6 separate regions of the Mus musculus genome follow, and all the other regions are linked to region 3. A link is a loop called in an ENCODE intact Hi-C map of the cell type or tissue named here. Cell type or tissue: gastrocnemius. All regions are shown on one strand.

What was found. Peaks named below come from ENCODE experiments on the same cell type or tissue, not always from the same donor. Only the 100,000 strongest peaks of a DNase experiment are listed, where the experiment ranks them.
Region 1: it touches region 3 in a loop (6-fold over the local background); 25 of 42 quality-filtered maps call a loop at or near these places.
Region 2: a loop joins it to region 3, with 3 times the contacts of the local background. A loop is called at or near these places in 36 of 42 quality-filtered maps.
Region 4: a loop joins it to region 3, with 4 times the contacts of the local background. A loop is called at or near these places in 17 of 42 quality-filtered maps.
Region 5: it touches region 3 in a loop (2.2-fold over the local background); 9 of 42 quality-filtered maps call a loop at or near these places.
Region 6: it touches region 3 in a loop (2.6-fold over the local background); 29 of 42 quality-filtered maps call a loop at or near these places.

What each region holds. Positions count from the first base shown.
Region 1 is chr13:109,340,025-109,344,024 of GRCm38, reverse strand. The region is part of intron 3 of Pde4d (phosphodiesterase 4D, cAMP specific); the gene reads right to left. Among named protein-coding and RNA genes, the nearest start is that of Mir582, 17 kb to the right of the region's middle. In gastrocnemius, a CTCF peak has its summit at 1,854; a DNase peak (open chromatin) is centred at 239; H3K27ac peaks cover 274 bases.
Region 2 is chr13:109,545,733-109,549,732 of GRCm38, reverse strand. All of the region lies in intron 3 of Pde4d (phosphodiesterase 4D, cAMP specific), which reads right to left. Among named protein-coding and RNA genes, the nearest start is that of Gm32703, 110 kb to the right of the region's middle. In gastrocnemius, CTCF peaks have their summits at 1,233 and 1,786 (motif pointing right); DNase peaks (open chromatin) are centred at 306, 1,802 and 2,457; H3K4me3 peaks cover 1,240 bases; H3K27ac peaks cover 1,468 bases.
Region 3 is chr13:109,227,241-109,231,240 of GRCm38, reverse strand. The region is part of intron 3 of Pde4d (phosphodiesterase 4D, cAMP specific); the gene reads right to left. Among named protein-coding and RNA genes, the nearest start is that of Mir582, 96 kb to the left of the region's middle. In gastrocnemius, a CTCF peak has its summit at 1,891 (motif pointing left); DNase peaks (open chromatin) are centred at 1,364 and 3,050; H3K4me3 peaks cover 1,518 bases; H3K27ac peaks cover 1,701 bases.
Region 4 is chr13:109,607,766-109,611,765 of GRCm38, reverse strand. All of the region lies in intron 3 of Pde4d (phosphodiesterase 4D, cAMP specific), which reads right to left. Among named protein-coding and RNA genes, the nearest start is that of Gm32703, 170 kb to the right of the region's middle. In gastrocnemius, a CTCF peak has its summit at 1,769 (motif pointing right); a DNase peak (open chromatin) is centred at 1,784; H3K27ac peaks cover 325 bases.
Region 5 is chr13:109,438,910-109,442,909 of GRCm38, reverse strand. The region is part of intron 3 of Pde4d (phosphodiesterase 4D, cAMP specific); the gene reads right to left. It overlaps Gm32703 (a long non-coding RNA gene), which reads left to right and starts at 1,899. Exons shown (of 3, transcript XR_003950566.1): 1 at 1,899-2,008. In gastrocnemius, a CTCF peak has its summit at 1,913; DNase peaks (open chromatin) are centred at 1,241, 1,861, 2,423 and 3,274; H3K4me3 peaks cover 3,233 bases; H3K27ac peaks cover 3,549 bases.
Region 6 is chr13:109,743,219-109,747,218 of GRCm38, reverse strand. All of the region lies in intron 4 of Pde4d (phosphodiesterase 4D, cAMP specific), which reads right to left. Among named protein-coding and RNA genes, the nearest start is that of Mir1904, 160 kb to the left of the region's middle. In gastrocnemius, no CTCF peak of the experiment used is centred here; no DNase peak of the experiment used is centred here.

The sequences.
Region 1 (4,000 bases), 110 kb before region 3:
ATAACTCCAGCTGTGTCAAGTTGACACAAAAACAGCCAGTACACTGCCAGAGTAAATATATCTCAGATACAAACAGAAGTGCCATCCTTTAAAACCGTGAAATTCTGCTAATTATTACCCTGATAGTTTAAATAAATCAGAAGCCCATGGGAAGGACAATTGTCTCCTAGCTGCTATCGGAGCTAGTCAGAACCGTGCAGCTTACTCTAGGGGAGGCATGGTGCCATCTAGTGACCAAAGAGTAAATCACACGTGGGCTATCCCTCCCCTCCCCCAGTCAGGCTCTGGGTTACACCCAGAACTTGGATCACAGAGATTTGAAAGAGAAACACAATACAATTTCCCCAGTTAGAAATACTACTCAAGCCATTTGCTTTGTAAATCATTCTGTGTAGCTGCTAAGGAAACTATATGGGTTATAATAAGAACATGACCGTCTGACTCTCAGCTTTAAACTACCTCTGAGTTAATCATACAGTCTCCAAAGAAATGCCCGTATACAATAATCCCAATGAACTGTGTTCTTTTGTTCATTGAGCGTTAATGTGGCTTTTGAAACACAGTTCCAAGCATTGTTCTGTAAAGCATGTTAATTTGAAATGTCTTGTTTTATTGACTCCATACCTTGCTAGAACGGCACCTAAATTCCTGAACACCTAACATATACAGAAGAATCATTTAATGAATCAAATGCATAACACTTAAAAAAATAAAATATTTCTCAAAACAGAACCAAATGTGTTTCTCACTGTCAGGATAAATGTACTTGATTTTATTGTTGTTTTGATTATAGAATTAAATCTCTACAAGAACCAGTATTATTTCTGATGCATCATTTCATTCCCCATATCCCTGCCCAGACATCTTTCCCTTCAGCAGAGAAACGCCTACCATAGCAAGGACACCGCACCTTCCTAAAGAATCAACACACTCGACTTTATGGTTTTCTAGGTTCTGTTTGTATGCAATCTCTGTAAGAGGCATGACCCTTTGTTTGGCATTCAAATCACTGCTTCCAAAACTCCTTAGAACTCAGAGCATCCTTTCTTCAAGGTCCTCTCTGCAGCCCCCATCCTGATGCTTCCCAACAGCTTCCCCCCCCCCCACCCGTAGGAGTCTGGAATTACAAGGCACCATTTGGTTAATTGAATCTAAAAGGGCAGGGAGGGGGAATTACTGTTTCTCGGTATTTTCAAAGGATTTCGTCAGTACTCTATGTTTCCAGTACGTTTCTGCAACATATTTAAAGCAGCTGATTTTGTAGGCATTGGGTTACATGCATGGGGTGCAAAGCTCAGACAACATCTTCAACTGTTGTGCAATTCTCAATCATGCTTGAACTCTTCTCTAGTATTGCTTAATTTTAATTCAAGCAAAAAAAAAAAAAAAAGCATTTGTGTACGCTGCAGTAAGCGTCACAAAAGATAACAGCTCTTCAAGTACAGAGACTGCTGTGACGTTGGGACAGAGGGAAAGTTCTAAAGCCAGCAGCACATCTAGCACAGCCACAAATTTTTTATGTCTTTTGTTTTAGTCCTTTGTTCCTCAGGTAAGAGTATCTAAGGTTGGAAGCCAATAGCTAGAGTTAATTATCCACACAAACTACTGCATTTAGAATGTCTTTCCTGGGCATGGGAGGGGGGGTATTTACTGGAAGCAGGGTAAATGACTAGCAGTGACACCCCCGAATAAAATAACACCCTTCCTCCAACAACCTTTAGCTGCTAATAGTCCCTCAGGGAGAGCAGGCCCTTGTATGTCCATTTCCCTACCATCCCACACCCATGTTGAAATGTTAAGGGGTCCAGTGTTCTGCAGGTCTTATTCAGACAATGATAGCAGTTCCTGAGTGCAATGCTATGTCATGACCAGAAGATGTCTTTGACTGCACATTTCTCCATACTCTGATTGCCTCTCTGTGATGCTCCTGAGCCTCGGAGGCAGTGAAAAGAGCAATCTCACTTAGGAAGGAGAACCCCACCGTCACTTGTTATTGGTTCTTTGGCCAGTGATGGGTTTCTGCGTTAAGCATTGGCAGCTGCCATGAGAGTTTTCTCTGATGCACATTAATTCTTAAAGGGAGTGATGCTTTGCATGGTGACTTTGAAATTTCTATTGCAAAACATTCTTGTGACAAATTGCTTCAAGAGATCAGACTGTAACCTCTCGTTTTACATTCAGATGGGTATGATGGTCTTATATGTTTAATATTGAGCAGGACTTTCAGTTTGTGGAAAAGAAAAGATGAGTCTCATGTGGAGAGACCAGACTACATTTACTAAACAAGACAAAGAGAATCAGTTATGAACAACTTTAGTTACAAATTGTGATAGCAAATCAATATGCCTGTGCCCATGAAGAGTTTCCTTAGAAATAAACCTTACTTAGCATTAGCTCGGGGCTTTGTTTTATATATATATATATAATATTAGATATTTCACCTGTATTTCAAAGGCCAGTAAACATTTATTTAGTTAAAATTTCATTTGGCCAACAGACATAAACTAAAGGCTTCCTTTAGCACAGGTTTGAAGACAGTCTAGTCTCATTTTATAATATCGATAAAAATAAAAGGTTATATTAATCTATGATAAACTAATGAACCCTCAGGTAGCTTGTTAGCTGACAACTTTTGTAATTTCATATAATACTAAGGGACTTTTTTAAAAAAATAATTGAAGTCTCACACTGCTCTATTATAGGAGAAATTAATTTAAAGGAATTAATTTAATCTTACATTAAATATATACACCGAAGCATGTATTTTATTGAGACTGTAATAAGAACAGAAATGTAAATGATTTTAAAGCTGGAAAGGGAAATTAAATACCTGTGGACTTAAAAAAAAAGTTGATTAAGAACACTTCTAGACCAGTGATCCCAGCTATTTGTATTTGTATTTACAAAAAGCTATAATTAAAATATAGGCATTATCAGTCTGAGGCAAAAGCTGGACTAACACACACAAATTCATTATTTTACAGCCTCACGCCAGTGATTTAACTTGTACCTCATCAGTATTCTAGTTATCTCTCCTTTCTTGATCCTCTTAAATAATACACTACCTAGCACTTATCTAGCCTTTCTAAGAGGAAGCTTCAAGTTTGTTTTATATTGATCATCTTATTGACTTACACTAAGAGAGGCAGTAACCAACCAGAACCATCTGGGAAAGACGAAGAGAAGCACGGGCAGCCAAGACACACCGAGAGTAACTTTTAGAGACACTAGCAGGAGATGCAGATATCCTAGAATTACAGATTATAAAGTTGCTTGGCTTACTAAGGACTGTGGATCAGGACAGAGCTCTGCTCATTCTAAGCATACCATCTACCAAGCCCGTCTATATATCCCCTGCCTCCAAGTAGCTTTTTCATAGACTAGAGGCAGCACTGAAACCCAGAGTGGTAATAACACCATGACTCTTGTTGGTCAAAATTTTGCAAAGGTAACATACTTACTGACTTCTTTACAAGGGTGTTTAATACAATAATTAGAAATGGGTGGGATGTCTGAATTACTCTCCAAGGAAAATCCAACCTTTTCCCGGTGAGACGCCATGCAGGTGTGTCATTCAAAATGAGTAAAGTCCTCTGTGTTCCCCAATAATACTGCTCACACTCTGACACACCCTAGTGTTTATTTGTGCATTTTTTATAGCGATCTCCTCCATTTTGTTTTGGGAATGATTGGCCACACCTTTTTTTCATCTTTCTGAGTCCTTAATATTAAATAAGTGCTCAATTAGTAAGTGCTCAGTAAGCAAGGGCTTGGTAATGAGTACTCAGTGAGTACTTAGCAAGTGAGTACTCAGACAGTGAGTGCTCAACAAGAGAGTATTCAGTAATTGAGTGCTCAATCAGGCCAGTGAGTGTTCACAGAGTGATCGATCAGCAGTACTAAGTCAATAAGCAAATGTTGCCATGGTTACTTAAAACTCAGATGCCCACCTAAGTCACCTCAGTGCTAAAATAAGTCAGTCCTCCAAGAATTCATTCCG
Region 2 (4,000 bases), 320 kb before region 3:
ATATATTCCTTTCTTTGGAACATTAACAAGTTTTGCTAATTGCCTGAAATAATGTTTTCGTTACTATAAGCCAGAACACCTTAACTCAATTCTTGAACCAGAGCTTCAGTTCCGTATGTCCCAATAACACGGAACATGGATAGTAACATGCCACTCACAGGTGGGTTATGAAAAAAACAGGATTTGATTATGTCATTTTCCTCGAGTGAGAGGCATTGCTTGTTGGCAAAGAGTCTGCTCTCTGAGACACTGGGAACCACTAACACAGATGGCACCAGAGTTAGCATGCACAACAGAAACAGCGCATAATGGAGAAAAGCGATTCTATACACATTCAGAAAAAGCTAGGTTGAAATTATAAATGACAGATGTCGCTGGCTGTCATTAGTGTGTCAGTGGAGTATGGGCTTTGATATCTTTGGCATTCTGCTAAGCACAGAAATCCCCACCGTCTGCACGGGGAAGGCAGAAATGGCATTAGCATAGCTCTGGTGAGTGACAATTCTGGAATGGATGGCACAAGCTTTGGGAATACCAAATGAAGAGGCCTGTCCCTTCTGACAGTTGTCAAAAGCCAAAGACAATATTCCTTCTGAAAAATAATTTCCTCAATTCATCCTTGACAGAGCAGAGCCAAACAAGGAAAGAACCCCAAGGGAAATGGGACTTTAGTGAGACGAGTATGAGAGACCCCCCTTTTACACTGAAAAGACAGCATCCATCCGTGTTTTCATGGAGGGAACAGTATAGAACTGCGTGGTATGGTGCTGGCTGAGAAAGGAGAGGCACTGAAAGGCAGCGCAAGCAGCAGTCCCCTGGCCTACTTGGAGCAAACATGATTGCTCCATCAGCATCTTTAGCAGTAACATTACTGGAGAGGTAAAATGAGTGAGAACAGTTGGTAAATGTATGTATTACCCAGCCCCACTATACACATCCTGATTTAGGGACCGTGTGCTAGAAGGCACGGGTTCCTTCTCTGTTGGTGTGATGCTTCGCAGAGAGCATTCTCGGAGGGTTTAATCTCCGTTATGATGTCAGGACTTAATGAGACATAATTTAATGAAACATCAGGAAACACATGCTTTTCCTCCTAGTTTTTTTTTCTCATCATCAAACTGCTTATAAGGAAAAATACCTAGTGTAAAACATCTCGTTTTAATTGTGCTAGGCCATTAGTTAAGACCATTTTTCAGACTTCGAATACGTTATTTAAAAGATGCAGTCCTCATTCCCACTCATAGAGGGCGCTATTTTCTTGTTCATTCCATTTCAGGCACTTGATTAAAAAAACAAAACAAAACAAAAAAACCCAAATACCCCTCCAATGCTGCATCAGTGAAATAAGCCCACAAATAGCTTGACTGTAACAGAGTATATGGTAACAATCCTTTAAGGCAGATTCAAATGAATTTTTAGCGTAGCCATTGCTTGTACTGTTTTTATCTGAGTAAGATGTGGTGAGAAATTAAACTTTCATTTCCTTCCAAAGATTGTTTTTCTTATACTCTAAGATTTTGTTACTTTGCCCATTAATAAATGTTCACTAAATTTCTTGTAGAAACGTGTTTACAGAACTGTATAACAAATTTAATATCACATACAAAGATATCTTCAAGCAAAGTGCTTTACTATGAAGTGAAATATAATTTTAAAATGAAGTCATAAAATACACAGGAAACCCTCCACCTACAATCGGCAATACATCAGACCTGCAAGATGTGCTGCGGCAATGATGTGTAGAACTTGTGGGAATGGCCAACAGATTTCGGTTTAACTTGAGAACCACACCACCAGAGGGAGCCCATGCTCTATACGACCTGATAGCTAGGACCCAGAGAGAGACTGGAGAGCCCAGAGCGCTAAGGCTGAGCCACAGTACTGAGGGAAAAAAATCCTAAAGATATTCTGCTATCCTCCTAGATCTAGCGACTTGTCCAGTCATTCTCAAAGAGTCCATCTTCAATGGGCCAGCAGATGGGAGAAGCTTTAGAGACCCCCACTCAGACATTATGTGGAGAACCTAACTGGAGGTTCCCATAGGGTCCTTCTCCTAGGAGCTCTGAAAACCCCGTGGAAGAGCAAAAAAACAAAAAAACAAAAAAACAAAAAAACAACAACAAAAAAAACAAAAAAAAACAAACAAAAAAACAAAAAACAACAACAAAAAAAAACAAAAACAAAAAAAAACAAAAACAAAACAAAAACAAAAACAAAAAAAAAAACAAAACAAAAAAAAACCAAAAAAACCCAAGAGATTATAGAGTGAGAGAGGATGGAGGACACCAGGAGAACACGGGCCACTGAATCAGCTAAGCAAGGGCTCACATACATGGGCTCATAGAGACCTAAGTGACAAGCCCAAGGCCTGCGTGGGTCGGCACCAGGTCCTCTGCATATATGTGATGGCTCCGTGTTTTTGTGGGGCTTCCAACGGTGGCAGTGGGTGTGTCTCTGACTCTAATGCCTGTTCCTGAGCCTCTTCCTCCTACTAGGTTGCCTTGTCTGGCTTGGATTCGAGGGCCTTTGCCTTTCCTTACTGTGTATCTTGTTTTGCCCTGTCTGACCGTCATCTCTTAGAGGCCTGCTCTTTTCTCAAGAGGAAACTGAGCGGGTGTGGATCTGAGGGAGAGGGGAGGTGGTGAGGTCGCTGGGAAGCGTGGAGGGAGGGCAACTGTGGTCTGATGTATGAGTGAAGAATCTATTTTCAAAAAAGGAAAAGGAAAAGTAGTTTATAGAACTATATGAAATTTAATGTTACCTATAAGGATATCCTCTTGAAGTAATGTGTTATACTATGAAGTAAAATGTAACTTTAAAATACGGCCGTAACACTGGCAAACTGTGAACTGACCTCAATGTTAATATTTATGGTCATTAGTGGTGAGGTGGAAATGCCTTTATGTCTTTTACTTGCAGGTGAAGCTGCAGAGTCATTTTTAAAAACGAGTTTTCTAAGTGTCTATTTTGGTATATTAGCATCCATTTTCTGTCCCTCCAGTGAGTACAGAACTGTGAAGATTAAATCAAAAGGGCTAACAGGGTTGGTCTGGAGCACGGAGACATGGGGCGAAGGGTAGGAGGAAGCCGAACCTCACGCTGATTTTTTTTTTTTTAAAGCATCTGTCGTTTAGAAACTGAAAGCAGAGATGAAATATTAACCGACACAGGGCGCACGGCGGCATAAATAACTCGAAAGGCTTCTGCAAATCCCGAGGATCACGGAAAGGCTCACACCTTTCCACACCCCTTCAAATCCTATTCATTTCCCCGTCCCCTTCCAACCGCACTGCTGACAACAGCTCCGAAGCGCATCATCCCAAAGGAGGGAGGCTAAAAAGTCTTCCGGGGAGGTGGCGAGCAAGCCAGGCTAGGTGTGTCCTCTCTGGCCTGCAGCATATGGAGTGTTATATTTTTATTTTCTTTAGCTGTGAAGTGGTGAAATAAAATCCACCTGGCTGAGCACCCAGAAGCAATGGCTCTGTAAAAAAACATTTATAGCATTGATTCCCCCCCCCCCCTTTTTTTTAATTTTTAGGTTTTCAAGAAAGTATACTTTGCCACGAGGATGATATCCTCATGGAGACAAGGAGTGGGGAGGAGGAATGAGATGTGGAACAGTTGGAGGGTGGATGGTGGCAGTGGGGGGAGGGAGATAAAATCTGGAGTGTAAAAAATAAATAAATAAAAGACAAAAAATAAAAGAAAGTATACTTCTTCATTTCATATTACAGTGCTCAAAAAAATGTTTGTCGTAAGACTGTGTCTTTTAGAAATGTCAGACAGGCTATACCCACAAAGTCTAATCAACATGGTTGTCTAAAACAAGACCTGAACAACCATGACACCTATGGAAATCCTAATTTGAAAAGGGCAACTAAGGGTCTCGATAGTAGATAAAGAACTGAGAACGATATGATTAGGAGAAATGGTCCTCCCAGAAACAGTCCTCCCAGGGAAATGTTCCTTCACTGATTATCCAATGCTATGTGGTCAGCCT
Region 3 (4,000 bases):
GTCTTCTAGGAAGACCCCTGGTACTGTTTAAAAAACACCAAGCGGGTTGTTGTTGTTGCTGTTGTTTTGGTTATTTTTGTTTTTTTTTTTTAGTATCTGTGCAGTTTGGGGAGTCAAAAAGTGACTGGAGCAGAAACACCATGAGAGAAGCTAAAAACCATTAAGTGAGAAGGAGTTGGGAGAGATTGTAATAACTCTGGGATGAAAAAAAAAAAAAACGGTCAAGCAACTTGCTGTTGAAACAGATGCTAGCTTGCTTGTAAAGAGCATGGGTGTCTAAATAGCATTCCATTGCGCAATGCTTGTGAATATAAAGAGCTCCTCGGACCATCAAAAAGCCCGATAACGCATAACTGCCACGTCCAGTGCAAACAAGATTTTGTGGGGGAGGAGACAAGAAGGGAACTTGGCTGGTGGCTGGGAAATTTGAGTGAGGGCATTGAATCCACCATGGGATTCTCTGGTGTGGAAAAGACAGATCTAGACAGTGACCCTTCGCTAAGCAAAGCTGAACTAATCTTGCTTAAACCAACTGGAGCCTCCGGTGGTCAGGAGGCAGCTGTGTCTCTGGGCGGCGGAAGGGGGGTTGGGGTGGGGCAGGGCAGGGCAGGGCAGGGTGGGGCAGGAGGGGGTGTAGCAGCTCTCAATAGCTGTGGAGTGACCATGGGGCTTCTTCTCACAGTGAGGGTAATGGGGATCTTCGCCAACTGTTACTAGACGCCAGGAAATAAAATTTCCACAGCCCACAAACAATAAAAACCTCAACTAGTTTTAATGTGGTAGCAGCCAGAAACCAAGCTTCCTGTTGTTGTTCAAGGCCCCAAAGTTCACATTTACCCCCAGGTGAGTCCGTCCTGTCTCCACTGCTGCCCTCCTCCTTTTAGGCAGCGAAACAGATCAACAGGTAACTCTGGACTATGTGTCTATCTGGGAGAGTTATCAATTGCAGAGTTACTGAAAATGACTTTATGAGAGTCCGTATGCAAATACGTGTGTTCAGCCATAAGTGAACTTCAAGGAAGTACGGACAGATGATAAAACTGAACAGGAAGAATTCTCAGAATGTGTCAAAGGATTTGCTCTACCTCAGGGTAAAATCGAAAAGGGCATCTCATTCCTTTTTTTCTTTTTTTTCTTGGTTGTGTGAAGTAGGAGAACCTGAAATGCAGGTTTCGATATTAAAATTAGTTAAGGAAATTGGTGACTTCGGGAGACTCAACAGTGGAAAGGGAAAATGAAGAGGAAATAATTACAGTTGACGTTAATTGGATGACTCATGACAAATAGAGAGAGCCCTTGGAACACAGTGCGCAAACAGCCAGTGCGGGTTAACTGCCGCTCACTGGGTTTGGTTTTGCTAGGGGGAAAAAAAATCACAAGGCTTCAGCACAGAAGAGGAAAAACTTTTTTTTTTTTTCCGATTGTCCAGAGAGACCACACATGTATTTGGCAACGGTGCATCAATGTCCGGCAACTCTAGCTAAGATGGTGAATGATTGCAGAGCTCGGGGGAATTCTGGGATTTACTTGGGGTGACAGCAGATCCCGAAGCTCATCGTCCCTGTTCTTCGCCTGACATATTATCCTTGTACTCTTATCTTTTTGACCCTTGTAAGTACAGACCTCAACCCTCTTCAAAGAGTCATCACTTAAAGGTACAGTGGAGACAAATAAAATTGTTCAATAAATAGTATCCGAAAGTAAGGTCTACGAAGAAGAAAATTTAAGGATTCAAGACTGAAGACTCTTGAACCACACGGAGTCCTTGCCCTTTGCCTCACCCATCTGAGGAAAAGGGCGTCAGGAACACACAAAATGTTTCTGGTTAGAATCAAAGCTCCTATCATGGAGCAGAGGTGACAATACTAACTAAAGACTACCATCTAGTGGCCATTTCGAAGAACTACATGAATTAACAAAGAAGGCCAACAATTCATGAAAACCTGTATTAGTGTTCTCCACTTTGTATCAAGGGAAACAATCGCTTAGAGATACCTAAATATGTGGTAAGTGTTTTTTATTATTAGAATCTAGTTGAAAGCCCATACTAGGTCACAAGACGGCTCAGATGCAGGCCCACAGTGTTGTCTTCATCAATCTGTTTATAACACTAGTGTAGGAATCTACTTACAATACAATATTGTTGCAATCTAAAACACCCTGTATGGAAAGGACAGAAATACAATAAATATGAGTTGTATTGTTATATATGTATTCAGTAATGTAAATGGAGAATTATGACTCTCTCTATTCGGTTGTTGACTCCCCCCTGATTTTCCCTGGACTACCGATTCACAGACTCCCAGAAGCACCGACTCCAATAGCCCCAGAGTCTGAATGACTACCTGGATTCATGAACTCTGCCTGTTTGAGCTTCAACTATTAACTTAACCCTAAAGTGAAGTCTTAGGTTCTCCAGTTCTCCCCATTACCAGAGACAGCTGCTTCGTCTCCTGAAATGCCAGCCTCACCCATGAGACAGGATGGTGAAGGTTAGAGTGAGAAGATTTAGTCAGATTAGGTGCCTGGTCTCCAGGGTGCTTTCAATTCTGACAAAATAGATATTGTTGCCATCAGTGACCCCTTCATTGATCTCAGCTACGTGCTTCAGCATCCTACCCACAGCAAGTTCTATGACACAGTCAAAGCTGGGAACAGACAGCTTTAAAAAGGGGGGGACCTCTAATGACTTCTTTTGTGATTGGGTTACCTCACTAAGGATGATGGAGTATTACTCAGCTATTAAAAACAATGAATTTATGAAATTCTTGGACAAATGGATGTATCTGGAGGATATCATCCTGAATGAGGTAACCCAATCACAAAAGAAGTCATTAGATGGGTATCATCGGGAGCCATCTTGGATCCGGGACTCCGCCGAAAGTAGTCTGCACAGGTGAGAGTGTGCACTACAGAAGCTAACAGCTTCTGGGACAGGCAGGAGCCACAGAGCTTCTGAGGCAGTCCCCTTTTCGGCTCCAGACATCTGGCCACCTTCCCGGCCAGAGGACAGGTGTCTGCCTGGCCCGGGAGAACTTTGTCTCAGCATCGGCGGGAGCCATCTTGGATCCGGGACTCCACCAAAAGTAGTCTGCACAGGTGAGAGTGTGGACTACAGAAGCTAACAGCTTCTGTGACAGGCCAAAGCAACACAGTTTCTGGGAAAGGTCCTGTTTTGGGCCTTCATCTTTGGCCAGAAGGGAGGTCCGAATGCCAGATATCTGTGCACCTTCCCCGTAAGAGGAGATTGCCTGCAGAGTGTGCTCTGACCACTGAAACTCAGAGGAGAGAGCTAGTCTCCCAGGTCTGCTGATAGAGGGTAACAAAATCACCAGAGGAACAATCTCTAAACAGAGACAACTATAACAACTAACTCCAGAGATTACCAGATAGCGAAAGGTAAACATAAGAATCTTATTAACAGAAACCAAGACCACTCACCATCATCAGAACCCAGCACTCCCACTTTGCCCAGTCCAGGGCACCCCAACATACCTGAAAACCTAGACCCGGATTTAAAAGCATATCTCATGATGATGGTAGAGGACATCAAGGAGGACTTTAATAACTCACTTAAAGAAATACAGGAGAACACTGCTAAACAGGTAGAAGACCTTAAAGAAGAAGCACAAAAATCCCTTAAAGAATTGCATGAAAACACAACCAAACAGGTGATGGAATTGAATAAAACCATCCAAGACCTAAAAAGGGAAGTAGACACAATAAAGAAAACTCAAAGTGAGGCAATGCTGGAGACAGAAACCCTAGGAAAGAAATCTGGAACCATAGATGTGAGCATCAGCAACAGAATACAAGAGATGGAAGAGAGACTCTCAGGTACAGAAAATTCCATAGAGAACATCGGCACAACAATCAAAGAAAATGGAAAATGCAAAAAGATTATAACTCAAAACATCCAGGAAGTCCAGGACACAATGAGAAGACCCCAAACCTATGGATAATAGGAGTAGATGAGAATGAAGATTTTCAACACAAAGGA
Region 4 (4,000 bases), 380 kb before region 3:
GACAATCTCTCTCCATCCCCACCCATCCTCATGTTCCCTCTTGTTTCCTTTCCTTTTCTGTCAAGGTCAGTCAGTGCTGCCCAAACCTTTCTGGGTGTGTGGTCCTCCACCGGGGAGGGGCTGACCTACCAGTAGCCACACTCGGAGAGAAACTGACCCTTTCTTCTCTAGCAACTAACAACTGCTCATAGTTCCTCATTGGAGCTAAAACCTCCTGCCCAGCTCCCCCTGTCATGCTGGGATTTGGTCTGGCTTGGGCTTAAATGGGCCCTATGCATGCTGCCAGGACAGCCACAAGCTCACATGTGCAGTCACCTTCCTGTTTCCAGGAGACTCTGCTTCCCTGTAGTTTTTCACTCCCTCTGGTAGCCACATTCCTCACAATCTACTCCTCTGCAATGGTCCCTAAGCCTTTGGGGAGTTGAGGTATGGTACTATACTCCCCTGGGCCTGAACACTCTGAAGTCTCCCATTCTCTGTACTCTGCCCAGTTGTGGATCTCTTCATGCCAAGCATCCACTGCAAACATTGCCTCTCTGGTGAAAACTAGAGGTGCTTTAATCTATGAGAATAAAGATAAATCAGGAAGAGTTGGATTAATTCCATACCCACTTAGCTGATCAATAGTACCAAGTTCTCTTCTAGGATCTAGCCACAGGCTCTCAGCTGGATAATGGTGCCAGGCCTGGGTTTCATCCTGTGGAGTAGGCTCTAAATGCAATCAGAAAGCGGTTGTCCACTCCAATGACATCTGTACCATGAATGCACCAGAGTTCAAGCTGGTGTCTCTTCTTTTCACCTTTGGTAGCTGCTGAGTCATTCTGACATCAGTTTAATTCTGATGGCTTTAGATATTTTGTCTCCTCTTCCCTTTTTCTTATTTTATTGTTTTGAAGGCTTTGAATATCTGCATATGTCAAGCGCTATGAAATATCCTGAGCATATTTCTTAGCAAGGTCCTTTTTATTTTTAATTCCTCATATCCAGGATCTAAACTATCCCATTTCTTCTAGTTATAGGAAATTTTCTTGTTTTATTCGTATATTAGGGTTTTTGTTTGTTTGTTTGTATGCTTGCTTGCTTGTTTTGGGGACAGGGTTTCTCTGTATAATCCTGGCTGTCCTGAAACTCACTCTGTGGACCAGGCTGGCCTTGAACTCTGTGATCTGTCTGTCTCTGTCTCCCAAGTGCAGGAATTAAAGGCTTGCACAGCCACACCCGGCTTCCCGAGCATAACTACCTCATCATTGTTTAGCATCTTCCCCTTCCCGGATCACTACCAGTCCCAGTGCCTTCTGTTGTTCCCATCTTCTCTCTGAGAGTTTCTTTTCTAGATTTTTGGCTTTTCATCTGTTTTGATTCTCATAGTATTTTAAAAATCTTTCGACAGAGACACTTAATTCAATTTGGCAACAGCAACTCTCGGCTTCTACAAGTCTTTTGATTGACCATGACCTTTGTTATTCTGTCTTATACATACTACTTAGGTACCACTTCCTTTTCTCAATTTTTTTTTTTCTTTGTTGGATTTCAATACTGGGCAGTTGGGTGGGAACCCAGCATTCATTAGACATCCAAGGGGATGTCACTGTACAAAGGTCTAAGGGCCTATTCACTGAAAGAGGCTTCCTTTCCTAGAGGGGTGCACTGCCTTCATGAGGTAGAATGTGCATGGTCCCTTCTGCTTTAGATTTCAACATTCTCCGTGCAGCCCTTACTGGATGCTGAAATGCAGTTGTCTGGGTCTCCCACTTTGTGGAATTCTCCAGCAGAGGGCAGTGTGCTCTTGCACAAGATCCATACCAAGCCTTGTCAGGGAGAAGAACCCCCCTGCAGCCCACAACTGGACAGCTAACACCTTATCTAAAACCTTTTCCGTTTTGAAGCCTCCAAAGGGTTGGTTTAGGATTTCAGGGAGCCATTCGTACACATCCTCCACCTTTGATCCAGGAAGCACCTCCCTATGAATGTGCCTAACACCAATTTCGCTGTCACCCTCTGCTTCCCAGGATCTTAAAAAAAATAGGTCTCCCCATATTTGTCCTTCAATCCTCTCTCAGTTCGCAGAGTGCACTTTCTCCCTTAGTCTTATGCCTCTAGGATACCATGTCCATGGGAAACAGACATGGTAGAGGTATTTCCATGGTAGAGGGTATAGGGACGGGTGGTGCCTTGGGTCAGATAGAGGTACCATAGAGTCTTATTTTCCACTCCCACACTCTTTGTTTTAAATTCGCAATTTTAATTAGAGATAATGTGAGCATGTGTGACCAGTTCATTACAATGAAACAAAAGAGCAGATTATTGATGCAATAGCTCTTCCCTGTGAACCTGAGTTAAAAACCATGTTAATGATCAGGAAACAGCCAAGGAAATTTCTACGGAATCTGCACGGAATATTTATCTTTTGAGTCCAGTTAAACAATAACAATCCCCCCAGCCCCCGACTCCAAGAGTCAAATAATTGTTACATCACTGGCTTGGCAATTAAGACCATTTTTCTAATTGGACTTTTAAGAGTTTTGGGTACGCTCACTGGAGTGTGACTATTCTGGAAGATGAAAGAATTTGAGAGGAGCAGAGCCATCTTCCACTTTTAAGCCATGCTCTGAGCCTTGCTGCACACGCATCTGAAACAATTTCCTACCAGCCCCAGAACCTCTGTAAGTCCTACAGGATCCTTGACCTTAGCTGGGGGAGGCAGGATGAATTTCTAGTCACAAGAAGAACAGCGTGGCTGTACCAGGGAATAATGCAAGTTAACCCACTGTCAGGTGATAGCTTCCTCCATTAGAGTTAATTGCCTGCTAAATTAAAATTCATCATAATATTTGAATCACGATCATTTAATGTAAAAATGTTTCCACTCTTGGAATCCTCTACCCTGGAAGGTAATTTCTCACAATCCTGAGGTTTGTTTAAGAAATGTGCCTGTATTTGCCGTTTTGAATATGAAAACGTTCATTCTGACTCACCAACACCATCAGAAAGTCTAACAACAAAGAAGAAGGCCCATGCTTAGTGGTGTTTAGGATATTTTGCATACTATATTTTTCTTCCTCCAGATTTAAAATGTTTGTTCAGCTTAATAAAAGGCTCGGGGAGCCGGGCGTGGTAGCGCACACCTTTAATCCCAGCACTCTGGAGGCAGAGGCAGGCAGATTTCTGAGTTCGAAGCTAGCCTGGTCTACAAAGTGAGTTCCAGGACAGCCAGAGCTATACAGAGAAACCCTGTCTCGAAAAAAACAAAAAAAAGACTCAGGGGATCTTTTAAACACTGGACCACCAAATAGACAGCATACACCAGCTGATATGAAGCCCCCCAACACACGTACAGTAGAGGACTTCTGGGTCTGTGCTCGTTCAGAGATGATGCACCTAATCCTCAGAAGACTCGAGGCCCCAGGGAATTTGGAGGTTAGGTGAGGTGGGGAATGGGGGCATCTACGTGGAGATGGGGTGGTGTAGGGAGAAGGTGTGGGACGTGGAACAGTTGGAGGGTGGATGGGGGGAGCGGGGAGTGGAATATGGAGTGTGAAAAATGAATTATAAATAAAATAAGAGACTCGGGGAATCTTCTGGTCACATATCAGCTCAAGTCTGTAAAGTTGAACTTATTGACCATGGACTCATGCAGCATTAATGAAAAGGGAGAAAGAAGGTAATCTATAAGAAATATTAGAGTATAAAACAGACCCTCAAACTCCTAACTGGATGAGGTGATTTTTAAGAAGACACCTAATGTCTGGATTAAAAGGGAAGGAACACAGGTAGTTTGACAATACTTATGTACTTATAGAGCAATATGATGTAAGACTTTTCTCCGATATAGCAGGTTCATGCTGTCATAGCTTCAGTTGTCCTAAGGTTACCCTATAATTCCAAGATGCACTATTTTTATGTTGGCATTAGCTGTACATTCTTATGATGTGTAACATGGTATTTTGATATACAGATGCATTGTAGAATGACTAAATCAAGCTCACAGACAAAAGCATTG
Region 5 (4,000 bases), 210 kb before region 3:
AGCAAGTTCCGTAAAGTTGGTCCACTCCATGATTCATGTGTGAGCAATCTATCAGAATTCTATTGGTTCAGCCCAGAAGGACTACCCTCAAATAACTAAAGCATTCTTAAATATGAGCAGGTCAGATATTACGGTTGTTTGTTTGTTTGTTTTTTATCGAGTCAGCATTCAAAGTTTCCCTTAACCTTCTATGGAAATGCAGGCCAATTGATATTTGGTATCAGAAATCCATGTATGCCCTTTTCTAGAGCATTTTCAAATAACAACAACAACAACAATAATAATATAGACAAAGCAGATTTCCAGTCCTACCATTTCTGTTCCTTACTAGGTAGGTTGTCTATTTTTGTTTATGAACTATTAGCTATTGTGAACATCCTATGCTTTCTTATTTGGGATGCTTTGTAGCAACAAGAAAAATTTAATTGCATAATCGTTACTTTCTCAAATGGTCTTCTTGGCTTTATACTGAGCACTCAAGACAGACCTTGCTCTGCTTGTTGCCATGGGGTTTTAGAATTCTGAGTTTCCAGACTGGAAGGTATTGATTACTTACCATATCCAGGAATGCCTTCTGAAAGGGAAGGTATTCACATGCATCATGTTCGCAGCTCTTCCGTCATTAATATTTTCCTCGTCTCCTATGTTGCATGTAGTGATTTTCACAGATGAATCCCAACACTCTGGTTTGAGCATCGATCATGGATAATTATTGCAACAAGTAATGAATTTCACCCCCCAAAAAAATCACCCCCCCAAAAAAGAACACAAACAGCAAAAACAAAAGCCCTTCCAGGATTTGGAGAACGAAACATCACAGAGTATTGCAGGTATGAGTCCATCCATGTAGCTCCTACCAGTGAACACACTAATAGAACCAGTCCAGTCTCTACTCCTAAATGATGGCGAGTATTGTCCTGGTGAGATCCAAGTGTCTTGAGTATGAATTAATGCATCTTCATAGAAAGGACTATGGAATGTGGACAAAAAGGAGTCAAAAGACAGTTTCTTGTTATCCTTGTTAAAGAAGTGTTAGGAGGGAAATGGAAAACTTCAGGTCGCTGTGCCATGCTGTCCTTTAGGGATGAATACTGCTTTTTCTTCTTTCTTAGGAACATATTCCTGTGTGGTCACTTTAACGCAGTGCTACTGTCTGAGGCTGAGACGTGTCCGACAAAGACCTGGGCAGAGGGACTAGAAACCATGTATAGCGCAAGGCAACTTCTTCTCCCGATCTCAGAATTGCTGGTTTCGAATGCCGAAGTAGGAAGGCAATGAGTAATTTCTGCTTTGCAGGACAGGATTGGTGCTGGCTCCCATCATGACTTCAGAAGGCGCTGTGGTGATGAAATTCATCTGCCGCCTAACCCCACAATAAGGCTGTCTGCTCTCTTTAAGTAAAATGACTAAGCTATCGATTCTCTCACTGCAGAATCCCCTCTATCAAAACCGTGTGTGAGCTTTTAATATTTTTTTTTTTTTTTTTTTTTTGCCTTGGAAAGAAAATGAATTTCACAGCTGCAAGGCAGACGTTGTCTAAGAATTTCTTACTCGGCTGGCTTTCTTGTCTCTCTGTTGTCTTTACCACCCCAATTCAGTTCCCAATTAGATGTCATTTACTCTGGTGCTCTGACATCCGCAAGATTTTCATGCCCAGGCTATACAGACCTTGCATGCTTTTGAAACACAGTGGCAACAGGAGTCCCCCCACACCGAATTTCCGGCAGAACCTTTGGTATCCTCGCAGCCGCCTTGTCTGCCCTGGGCTGTGCCGCCCCAGCTCTGAGCAGGACACTTGCAGGCTCCCTGGTACTGTACATTAACTCTGCAGTAGCCCGCTCGCTCAGCTGCAGACTGCTGCCTGACAGGGGATATGCTGGCGTCAAGGGGGCCCTCTAGGTGGGTTCCCCGTCACTGCAGAGCCGCGCACTCCTTGCTAGCCTCCAAGGAAGAGTGAGCTAAAGGGGTTAAAAGGAAGAGCTTGCCCTGAAGGAGCAGATTTCTTTCAGTAAGTAATTACCAGGCAGGAGAGGAAAAAAGGCTAAAGAAACCTGTAAATAACCTCACAGGGAAATGACACACTGAGCAAATAGACGGAGGAAGGTTTTTCTGTTTGTTTGTTTAATTTTCTACCTATTCAACGAAAAGAAAGGGAACAAATGAAGTCCAGAGAGAATGTGCAAATGATAGGTATGTTCTTTTTTTTTTTTTTTAAACAAAAACATGGGGGCGGGGCAGCTCTGCTTACTAAGATGATTTGTAACCAGTTAAGTACGGATCTCCACACTCTGATTTTGGACAGGAAATCCTGGGGAAGCTAGTTCTGCCGAAGTCACTTAGACTTCTGCTCCGTTTGCGCATGTCATAAAGCTGCTTGTTTGATTAGGGGGTGTGTAGCTGGGAGGAGAGCTCCCGTTTCATTTCCTGGAGCCTGCCCCTTTGTTGCAGAAATTCTGTGCAATAGTCCCCCGAAAGCACCCCATCGCTGTTGATGCCATTTTGGAGCAAGAATAAAATAGTAAACTCTTGGAATAGTAGGTTGGCTCTTGAATGGTGCTTGCCTGAAATCAGAGAATGGGCTTCTCCGTGGTAATGTGCGCAACGTTAACGTATCTCTTTTAACTTGGGTGTTTAAAGAAGGCCATTATGCAATTGCTTCATATTAAAAGGAATACTGGCAACACTTAACATCCTATTCATCTTCACTTAGGGTTTCCCCAGTGAATTCTTGTCCTTGTAGGAAAAAAAAAAACATTACTGGGGAGAAGAGGATTCATTTCTCATAAATTCTAAAGCAGATGTTTAAAATAAAAATGGAATTAGTTTCAGAACTGCTAAGGTTTGATGAATTGATGGTCCCAGGTCAAGAATTCATTCCTGGTAGGAGGAAGAACTAGAGGATTCCTTTAAAGCAATTTGAATTGTGCATGCAGAAAGATGGCACCATGTAGCACAAAGGGACATGAGGAAAGTTACTGGGACTTCCTGTGATGGAGGCAATGTCCTTGAAGCACCTTTGTGTAGAAGGGACCAGATCTCTCTCCTAAGGTCATTTGTGAGCCTTCCCAGAACCCTTTCGGCTGGAATTGTTCTCAGCAGACTCTCAACGCTTGCAATCAGGTATCACACAGTAATGCAAACTGGTTTGTTAGAGTGTATACTTAAATATCATTATTTAAGACCTAGGTGTACTAGCAATGTCCCTGGCCATCTTCTAAGTGCTTCACAGGATAACCCCACTTAATCCACTCAGTGATGCTGTGAGGCGGAGATGATCTCTGACCCGGTGCCAAAGAGGAGTGGAGGCACTCAGAAGTTAAATATTGCTGGAAGACAAATAACACATTTGCAGAAAGAAGTCTGACCACATGGCTAAGATTTTTGCCTGTATTATTCTATTCCCCCCAAATTAGTTTTGCCACCTGGAGAATGAACTCTAAGGGCTAGTAATTGTCCATCATCACACTTTCGGGGAGAAGAAGCTCTGGGGCCCACTTAGGTTATAGGCATCTGTCCTTTTCCTTTTATGGTAGGGATGATGTGACAGGCATTAACTATTTCAAAACCAGTACATTCTTCTCATGCCAGGTGAGCAAGCGGGTCTCCTTAGAACGTCGTAATATTTGTAAAAAACAAAAATAAGCTAGTACTATAACTTCCATTCTAATAAGCATTTTCACTTGACACTTTTGTCTGTTTTTAGTACATTCTATTTCCATTCTATTCATAGGCCAAAGTGGAATATCTATGCAACCCAACAACAACAACAGCAACAGTAACAGCAACAACAACAAATAACTGAACAAATTTTTTCCAGGCATCACGGTTTCCCATCTGATACTGGCTAGCTATGTTTCCACGTGGGGACAATGACATAAGCAGACACTTTATAGATTGAAAACACAAAATGACTCAGTTATTAGGTCATTAAATGAGATTTTCAAATTAAAATATACTTTTAAAAGAAACATCAATTGATTTTTCCCCCCAAGTGCTGGGA
Region 6 (4,000 bases), 520 kb before region 3:
CCATGACCATGACAATTCTTTTAAAGGATAGCATTCAGCTAGGGCTAGCTTACAGGTTCAGATGTTTAGTCCATTATCATCCAGGTGGGAAGTATAGTAGCATCCATGCAGGCATGGTGCTGCAGGAGCTGAGAGTTCTATGTCTTCCTCTAAAGGAAGCTGGGAGCAGATTGACTCTTCCTCACTGAGCAGAGCTTCAAAGCCCACCCCCACAGTGACACACTTCCTCCAACAAGGCCACACCTACTACTAGTACTACCTCCTATGGGCCAAGCATATTCAAACCACCACAGCAGAGCTCTGACAGAAAACCAACACCAGGGGCTCTAGAGGTGTGTGACATTGGGTAACTGTGAAGGAAGATGTGGCAGTATGAACAAAAGGGTAAGGAGATATGTCCACCAGCAAGAAAGTCCCCAAGAATAACATGTTTTAACCATCTGAAAGGAACCCAGCAATAAGTGTCCAAGGCTTTTCAATTTAAAATGAATCCACCCACATCACTGTGCCTTCAACCCCTACTGCACATTCTGTGTGTAGGAGTACAGTAGGTAAACATGAGGGAAGAGCTGTCTGAGTCATCTCTAGGTTCTATATGTCATGGGCTAGTCAGCAGAGGATAGGAATGGAGGTCCAGTTATCCAGGTGAATTGACTTTAACCTAATGAGTTTGGGAGGTAGCTTAAATTCACTGGATTGGGGGTTTTCAGATTCAATGATCCTTGTCTCCTATGGTGGTTAGTTTTGTCGTCAAGTTTGATGAGATTCAGAATCCCTTAGTAGACTATTTTCTGGACATGTCTGTGAGGACCTTTCCAGAGAAGCTATCCGATCGGCTTCCCACACCCTTGCCACTACAGCTGGAGACAGTCTCACTGCCATGCCTTCCTTGCTATGGTAAACTGCACACTTAAAAACTGTGAGCCAGAGTACGTTCTCCCTTGCTTAAACTGCCTTTTTTTTTTTTTTTTGGTGGAGGGAGAGGTATTTTGCCACAGCAATGACAAAAGTGATGAGTGCACCTCTTGTTGTTGCTCATTGTCCCGTTAATCTTTGCAATCATCTCCCTTCATGCTTTCAAACACACTGTCTCCTTATTATTCCATTCTCCTCATGTTCATTCATGTCACAGCAGGGTCAGCTGTCATTTTTCTGGTTGTGTCTACAGTTATATAAATGTTTTATTATTAAGTATGATTTATATCTGCTTTTCCTATGTTTACATCTTTGCTACGCTCACTAACACTGACGTGCTTCTTATTTTTCTTGTGTGTGTGTGTCTACACTTATGTGTGTGTACTTGTGGATGGGCAGGCATGTGTGGGGAGGCATGTGCACATGTGTATTGAGGCCAGAAGGTGACTGAGAGTGTTTTCCCAATGACTTCTTCACCTTACTTTGGAGCCAGACTCTGTCTCCTGGTGAACATGGAGTTCACTGGTGCTCTAGAATGGCTTTCTATTGACCTCCAGCAACTCTTTCCATCTCGACAATGCAGGGATCACAGTCCTGCTGCTATATGCACCGTTTACAAGGTTGCTGAGATCCAAACGAAGATGCTGATGGTCACATGATAAGCATGTTTATCAATCAAGTCACCGTGGTGACATTTGTGTTTAATAAACACAGCAGAAGATTCTGGAAACATCTATCTTCTCTCAGTGAATGCTTGTAGACTCTGAACTTTTTTCCATACTATAGAAATGCACACATTTTCTGAGTCAGATGCATGGCTGCCTTATTGATTTTATGCACTATAAGATTTGTCATGGTTTATTTTTCACCAAATTTTTATAGTGCTTCATAGTCATTCTATTAGTCAAATGGGTTTGTCTATCAACTCACAAATATTGTTCACAATGGTATCATCAAAGTGATGTTCTTTACAGATGATCAAAACTTTTATTGTGTTTTGAAAAGATGAACATTTTTGGACTTTGGGTCTCCTATTCACAAATGGCAACTAACCAGTACCTCCCAGAGCTGTGTCTGTAGTTGCATATGTAGCAGAAGATGGCCTAGTCATTCATCAATGGGAGGAGAGGCCCCTCAAATATGGTCTTGCGAAGACCATATGCCCCAGTACAGGGGAATGCCAGCGCCAAGAAGCAGGAGTGGGTGGGTTGGGGAGCAGGGTCGGGGGAGGGTATAGGGGACTTTTGGGATAGCATTTGAAATGTAAATGAAGAAAATATCTAATAAAAAAAGAAGAAGCGAAGAGTCTGATGAGATGGTTCCGCAGGTAAGCATACTAACTGCTCTTCTGAAGGTCTGGAGTTCAAATTCCAGTAACTACATGGTGGCTCACAACCACCCATAATGAGATCTGACGCCTTCTTCTGATGCATCTGAAGTCAGCTACAATGTACTTATGTATAATAATAAATAGATCTTTGGGCTGGAGCAAGCAGGGACTGAACAAACAGAGTTGACCGGAGCTAGCAGGGTTGACTGGAGTGAGCAGAGGCCTTAAAAATTCAATTCCCAACAACCACATGAAGACTCACAACCATCTATACAGCTACACTGTACTCACATACATAAAAAAATAAACAAATCTTTAAAGAAGCAAAGGATGAAATGAGACAGCAGATACAAAAATCCTCAGAAAAGTGAAGTGTAATATGCATCCATGATTTATGTTCTGACCATTGCTGCTGTATTTTTCCTTTGTGTACATCTGCTACTTATTAATACTTATTTATGGATGATAAGACAGTGGCATCTTGCCAGGAAGTGATGATTTCTTTCTTCTCATTCCCTAATTAATTAAACAATTATACCCAAACTTACAGAGGATTTGTTTTTTCTAAAATATTTCATTCAAACAAAGAGTTACAAACTCCTGACGCTAAGCGATTTTATCTGTTGAAATGCTAGTTAAGAACAACATCTACAGAATCATCAAGTGAACACAGTAGATTTTATTAAGATGATTCTCTCTAAAGGACAGTTGTGTAGTAGAGCTATGGACATTGCACATTGCTGGGAACTAAATAAAGGAGCCTGAGGTTTACACACATGGCCACATAAGCCATCAAATAAAGGGAGAGCAGAGTTATGTATGTGTGGAAGATAAATGCTGTATTAAATTAAACATGAAGTCATAATTACTTTGTTTATCTTGTTTCTCAGCAAGTGTGAAAGAAATGCCTCATTTCTCCTGGGAAAATACACAGAGGAACTCAGAAAGCTGAGCACGTCAAGGCATTATTTTTCAACAATTTACAGAGTTGCCTCATGGTCTGATTCAATTTGTCATTCCTACGTGAGTCCTCCCAGCAGATAAAGGACGTCTTGAATTGGTACAGGGTAAAATGAGGTCATTCTTGTATAGGGCTTTGGAAATAAAGGCTTTTTTAGACTGTGAAATACCACCAGCTTTTCATAAAACAGAGCTGCATATTTAGTCTTCCCTAACTTGAATAGAGAGTATGGAACACACGGCCTATGCATTAGCATCCCAAAGTTCTTTTTCTAGAATTTTAGAGAGCAGAGCATTTAACCACTAAGATACTTCCCCCTTCCAGTTCTCTTACCTTTCTTTCTAATAATTTTTTAATTGCTCAATACTTTCTTTCATTCATATAACAAATTTTAGTTGTTTTTAACCCCTCCCTCTCCTTCTTTCTTCCCAACAAGTCTTCCTCACACTTCCATGTCTACCTTTGTGGGGTCCACTGAGTTTCATTAGCATGTCTTGCCTGTTCACTAACCATAGTCCCTTAGGAATGGGTGGAGCCTCATGGGCCCCTTCCCCATCCATGGTGAATTTCTGGCAGGCCCAATCTTGTGTTGGTCTTCTGAAGACAATCAGAGCTGCAGAGAGTCCATGATTGCAATGGCCGCACCATGTCACATCCAGATGTCTTTGCCATACGTCTCTCTGTTCTTTGGCTCTTATATTCTTTCCGCCCCTCTTCCTCAATGTTCTGTGGTCCTTGGCAGAGGTGCTTTGTCTATTTAGTTGTTTCACTTTTAATGAAGTTGGACTAGACAG